Regions from separate parts of the Mus musculus genome. Here region 1 is linked to region 2. Evidence: chromatin contacts called from ENCODE Hi-C or POLR2A ChIA-PET data. All regions are on one chromosome and are shown on one strand. The core of a region is the stretch at or near the end of the contact, and the rest is flanking DNA. Distances in the headings are between cores, read along the strand shown. Region 1 holds the start of Atp1a1 (ATPase, Na+/K+ transporting, alpha 1 polypeptide). Region 2 overlaps Cd2 (CD2 antigen).

Region 1 (2,700 bases), core at 56-2,555, 320 kb after region 2:
CAGTATATACCCGGGTGCCTTAGGACCTGCAGTGTCTACAGCTTGTCTGCTTGGTCAGCCCTGAAAAGGGTGGAATGGACTCTCCCACCTGTATTCTCATGACTGGTGCTTTTTCAAGCTAGGAACTGATATTTTCAGGGTTATTTTTTTAAGTTTTTAATCTGCTACTTTGAGGTCAAGAACTAACTCTTCCGAGGTGGACAGCAGTAACCGAGGTGGGAACTCAGTGTTGTTCGTGCCCGATTCCCTCATTCTCTTCGGGAACCGCTCTCGGGTGAGACAGCAGTGCAGGAAACCCGCATGGCTTTTCTAACACCATCAACTGCCCAGTCTCCAGTCCTTTGTTAGATTGACAGTACCCTGCGGCCCTGAAGGGTCAGCCTGGCCCCATTTAAGAATTGTGCTCCGACATAAAACAACACACCCCTCCCCGTCGTTAAGACGATAACACCAGTTACCAAAGGCACATCCTGTTATGGACAGTGGCCCATTTTAAAGCTCTCAAAAGTATACCTTAAAGGCTATCTTTGGGCTGTGAAGTCACACCCTTTCTGGCACCAGCTTCGCTGGGCTGGTTCGGCCTAAGGGGAAGCCAGTTTTTTTCCTTTGGGGGAGGGCGGTCGCCTCTGCGGGGAGCTGGCCGAGCCCCAGCGCCTCCAGGAGAAGGGAGTCTCGACCCGGAGGCTGCCCTCGCCGGCGCCGGGCCGCGGCGAGGACCGCCACCGCGAGGGGGCCCTGTCGGAGCTCCCCGGGGGAAGGGGAGGAGCGCTCCTTCCCCTGGGCACGGTGGGAGGAGGGAGAAAGGAAGCGCAAGGCGCGCGGTGAAGGCGACCAGAGGGCTCAGGCAGGGCAGGCGCCCGGCTCAGAGATGCCGCCCCGGGTGCTCCTCCTCCCGGGCCGCTGCCCGCGCTCAGCACCCGCCCCTCCATTGCCGAGAGCCCGGTCTCTAAGCCGCTTCCTCCCGCGCCCCCGCCCGGGGCCCGGGCTCGCCAGACACTCACCCCCTTCCCCATGGTGGCGGCGCTGCGGGCCCCGCGCCGGGTCCTGTTGCTGGAGACTAGAAAGAGAAGAGAGCAGCTCCCGGCCGGGAGAGCGGAGCCGGGGGAGCCGAGAGGCGGGAACTAGGGCTGCCGCGGGAGGAAAGAGGGAGGACGGCCGGCGCCCCGGACCGAGGCCGCCGCTGCTGCCGCCGCTGCTGCCGCCGCTGCCACGTGTCCGCCTCCTCCCGCCGAGGCTCCGCGCCCCAGACCCAGCCGCAGCTCGAGCCCGTGCCTCCTCCTCACTTCCTAAAATATGCAACCTGCGTGATGGCTCCGCCCACGCGTGCACGTCACCGTTACCGGAGCAACCTGACACCGGCTCCAGCTAGCTCCGCCTCCGCCTCTAACCCCTCCCAGCCGGGCCCAGACCGCGCTAGCGACTGCCTGCCCTGGGCTCCCGGCAGGAGGGCGCCGGTGCCCAGGACGCGGGTGTCTGGGTCTCTCAAGGGCTACGGAGCGCTCCCGCCTGCAGAACACTGGGGACTTGAGTGAGCAGCCTGCGGAGTAGGGTGCGGAAGGTCCACAGTGGGTGCGGCGCAGTCGGGGCTAGTCTACTTGCTCAGCGTAGCTTTTCTGGGGTCTCGAGGGGCCGGGGTTGGACAGCAGCTGCACGACTCCGAGGGATTCCTCTCTGCAGAATCCAGGCCGGCATCCTTCGGCGGCGGCGGATGGTGCTTTCCCTTTGATTCCTTCGTCCTGGGGTCCTCTCACTCCACCACTAGAGAAATGCTTCAGGACATATACACACGCGCGCGTGCGCGCATCACTTACATTTCCCTTCCCTTATGACCCCCAAATGACTATATAAAAAAAAAAAGTCAGTAAGAAATTCATTCACAGCACTGTATGAATGAAATCTTGCAAAAGAGGAGGGGGGATTAAACTGTTTGTTGGAGAGTTTCTCCTTTTTATGGCAGAGAAACCTAAAACCCAAAAGAACACCCATCTTTAGTAAAAGAGGTGGCTCAAGCATTTTGAAGAACAGCATCCACAGCATCCGTGGTTACCTTGAGGGTCTCATCAGACTCACTTCCAGCCAGTCGCATCCCACTCTTGGCCTGGCAGAGTTGCAGGGCGGGGCTTCTAGTTTCAGTGGCTAAGCAGGCGCTGTGATGGCTGAAACTTAACATCAGAAACAACAAAGTATTTGTTGTTGTTCTTACCAATCTCAGGAAAGCAAGCAGTCTGGGAAAGCTTAGGATTCAGAAGAGAAACTCGATTTCCATCTCTGAAAATACCTAGAAGTAAGGAAAACACTAACTTCTTAGATATAGACCTATCAACTTCAAGTGTCAATGCTTTGTAGGATGTAGAGCTTGCAAAAAATAGGTGGGGGTGGGCAGAGGGTAAGGGAAGGAGAAACACCCAAACATCTAGGCACTGTGTTATCAGTTCCTCCATAGAGCAATTCTCAGTACTTCTTAGAAACAACGGTTGCTTATACAACTGTTGCTTATAGCAGAAGGCAGCCTTTATCTCTTCCAGTGATCTACAGAACTTGATTAAATCAGTTTGGGGCTTAGAGAGAAGAGGAAACTATAAGCAAAATTTAAAATCACGATTCTGGGGAAAGACCCTTCAAATCCAGAGTACCAGTACCAGCCCTGTTAGTTCAACTGGAGGTCACAGAGTGTTAGCTAGACTTAAGAAAGTGCATTCC
Region 2 (2,700 bases), core at 136-2,635:
CTTGCAGCTCTGGGAGTCAAATTCACAGCCTTACACACACTGAGCACTCTGCACTGATCCACTCCCAGTGCCTCCTGGCTGGAGATAGTTTTATCCATATTCCTAAGAGTTTGGCCCTGAACGCACCTTTGAGGCATCCAAGGCCAAGACATTTGTACACAGACATGGGATTTGGGTGGAATCTCTCTCTCCTTATGAAAGTTTGTGGACGATTCAGGGATCTCCACACTAGCCTTTCACCAAAGCAGCCTCACGTGGTGGATTCTGGGAAGGTATACAACCTGGCTGCCGCTTCTCAAGGGTCCTTTGATGTTACCCCGGAGAACTGTCCCTCAGAAATCAATCTGAGTACATAACAGAGCCACCCAGAAGCTCTGGTTCCAACCCTGCCCATCCCTTTCTTCGCAGACTCAAGGAGGGACGGTCCCGTGGGGATTTCACTGCAGCCTACAGCGATAAAGGAGTGGGTGTGCTTACCTTTTCTCCTCCTGTTCCGTTTTCTCCTCTTGCAGATACAGAAAATAAAAAGCGCCACCAAGAGCACCAAGAGGAGTCCTCCTGCACCGACCCCCACTGTGACATAGAAGGACAGACCTTTCTCTGCAAGAAGAAAATATGGCTAAGGGAAAGGTCTTGGGCAGAGTGGTCCCTTCATTTCTATGGCCCAGGCCCCAGCCTCCTACATCAAACAAATGAAAGAGTTCCACAGGATTTTCTGCCTCCTTGAGGCTGAGCTTCTGGGGCCTGGAGTGCTACTTAAATCTGCAAGGGCTGAGGAGCAGTGCCTGCCCATCTCACCCCATCCCCCACTGAGGAAAAGAGCATCCAAGTTCTAGAGAGGGAGGATGAGTTGCCTGAGGTCTCATGGGACCTTTCCCCCAAGTGAAGCATCCCCCAACCTCGGTGTTCAGCTCTTCTTCCTCCCAAACTCCTCCTGGGTTCAGGAAAGCCGCCTAGACACTCAACAGTTATCAGTGGCATAAGAGTTCTGATCCCTTCTTCCACCAGAATAGGGAAGAGTAACAGGAAAACAGTGCCGTGGTTGCTCAGGGCAACAGGCTTAGTTTAGCTCTTCCAGGTAAGAGCTGTGTGACCTTTGGTAAGACGCCCCACCTCTCTGAGTCTGTTTCCTTCTTTGTAAAATGGAAACAATGCACCTTACATCACAGGGTAGCTGTCGGAAGTCAGATCAGATAATGGATGGAAAAGTGCTTTTGTAAACTGTAAAACAACACCTAGAGGTGAGGTCTTGCTCTTGCTATACTCTCTACCCTGGGGGTTTTCTGGTAGCTGTTTCCCAGGAGGGGGGGGCTAAACCATCTGTTCTTTGTGAATCAATAGCAGTTAGAGAGAGCAGCTGGAGCAGGGGCTCAAAGGACGGTGGCGAGAAGAAACGGGAGCTGAGCCCAGCTTCACAGAGGCCAAAGACTGTTAACACTCGTGACTAGGGATGGGCCCCAGGCAAGCTGGAGGTCCACCAAGCAGGGCAGAGGGTCAAAGCAAGCTGTTGATGTTGGTTGTTACTTCTGTCCCTCTAGTCTTCCCCTCAGACAGTCCTTGCCTGTGAGCTGAGAACCTCTCTGGGCACTGTCTGCGTAGGGGCATCCCTCAGTAACCCCTGAAGCTGCTTCAAGGATGAATTCAGGGACCTTCAGACCCTGTTGACTTGCCAAGGGCCTGGAATGTCAGAGTCGGCTCCCAAGTGTGAGCAGGGTGGACAGACAAGGCTTCCTGTCCAAGCTGACTCCAACAGATCCTCCCTACCGGTCCTCGGGCAGACCTCCAGCCCTTCCCCAGACACTGTTGGAAAGCAGGCACGCCTTCCACAGTATGGTCTGAGGTTAACCCATGACAGCACTCTGGGTGCCTGGTGGTGTTCCTGGTGGGGACGTCAGTAGCTGTAGCTCTGTCATTGGTCCTTGCAGCGTCTCATTCCAACTATTCTTCCCATCACTCCTCTTGGAGACACTGTGCCTATGTTTATGTGAGCGAGCACTACTCCAGGGCCAGCTGCTTCCTCCTCGTGGGACTTCAGCTCACACTTACTTTATCCCTGCCTGACTTGGCCTTAGAATGGGAGGAGTTTTCAACCCCCCCTTTTCTCCTTCATGGCCATTCCCTGGTCTAGTTTCAGCTTCTGCTCTGAACTACAGGTTAAGGAAGCTGCACGGTCCCCTGCTCCCAAACCTAGCATTCTTGCCTTCCAAGGCCTCACCCTCCTTGATAAATACTTACTTTTATTCTGGAGGGATCTAGTTACACTAAACATGAAGCATGAGGTTGCCAGATAAAATACGAGACAGCCAGTTAAATTTGAATTTCAAATAAACAATGAATAATTTCTAGGATCAATAGATGGGACCGCTCTTTGTTGGTTCACTGACTAAGTCTGGTGTCTCTTAACTCAGGGCCTTCAGAAAGAGGAAAACGTTTTTGTTTTTTTTTTTTTTTTTTTTGGAGTCTTGGAGAGGCAGCTTTGCCCTGCCCCTCGTGCCTTTGTGATTGGGGAATAGAGGGTGGGGACAGGAAGGCAGAAGAGGGAGACCATCCATGAACCTGGGGGGGGGGGGGTGTGTTAATAAAATCCTTCTGCATCTGTGCCTTCAGCCACACACACACACACACACACACACACACACACACATTTCACTGCTGTCTGATCCCTCCAAGCACATGTGAGCTTCACTCTTATCTTTAAGT

The links. Hi-C counts contacts between places; a loop is a spot of excess contacts on that map. ChIA-PET counts read pairs that join two places held with the same protein, here RNA polymerase II (POLR2A).
Region 1: a map of T-helper 2 cell shows a loop between it and region 2 (4-fold over the local background). The contact joins the promoter of Atp1a1 here to the enhancer-like site in region 2. A Hi-C loop is called at or near these places in 1 of 37 maps with a recorded cell type or tissue (T-helper 2 cell). POLR2A ChIA-PET finds 5 or more read pairs at or near these places in 3 of 5 experiments (Patski and embryonic stem cell).

The regions. Positions count from the first base shown.
Region 1 is chr3:101,603,402-101,606,101 of GRCm38, forward strand. It overlaps Atp1a1 (ATPase, Na+/K+ transporting, alpha 1 polypeptide), which reads right to left and starts at 1,306. Exons shown (of 23, transcript NM_144900.2): 1 at 1,002-1,306. The coding sequence starts at 1,013.
Region 2 is chr3:101,279,311-101,282,010 of GRCm38, forward strand. It overlaps Cd2 (CD2 antigen), which reads right to left. Exons shown (of 5, transcript NM_013486.2): 4 at 478-600. Among named protein-coding and RNA genes, the nearest start is that of Cd2, 7.3 kb to the right of the region's middle. Within about 2 kb of position 1,386, at least 1 of the 3 ENCODE cell types and tissues checked has a DNase peak (open chromatin) inside an H3K27ac peak, as active enhancers do.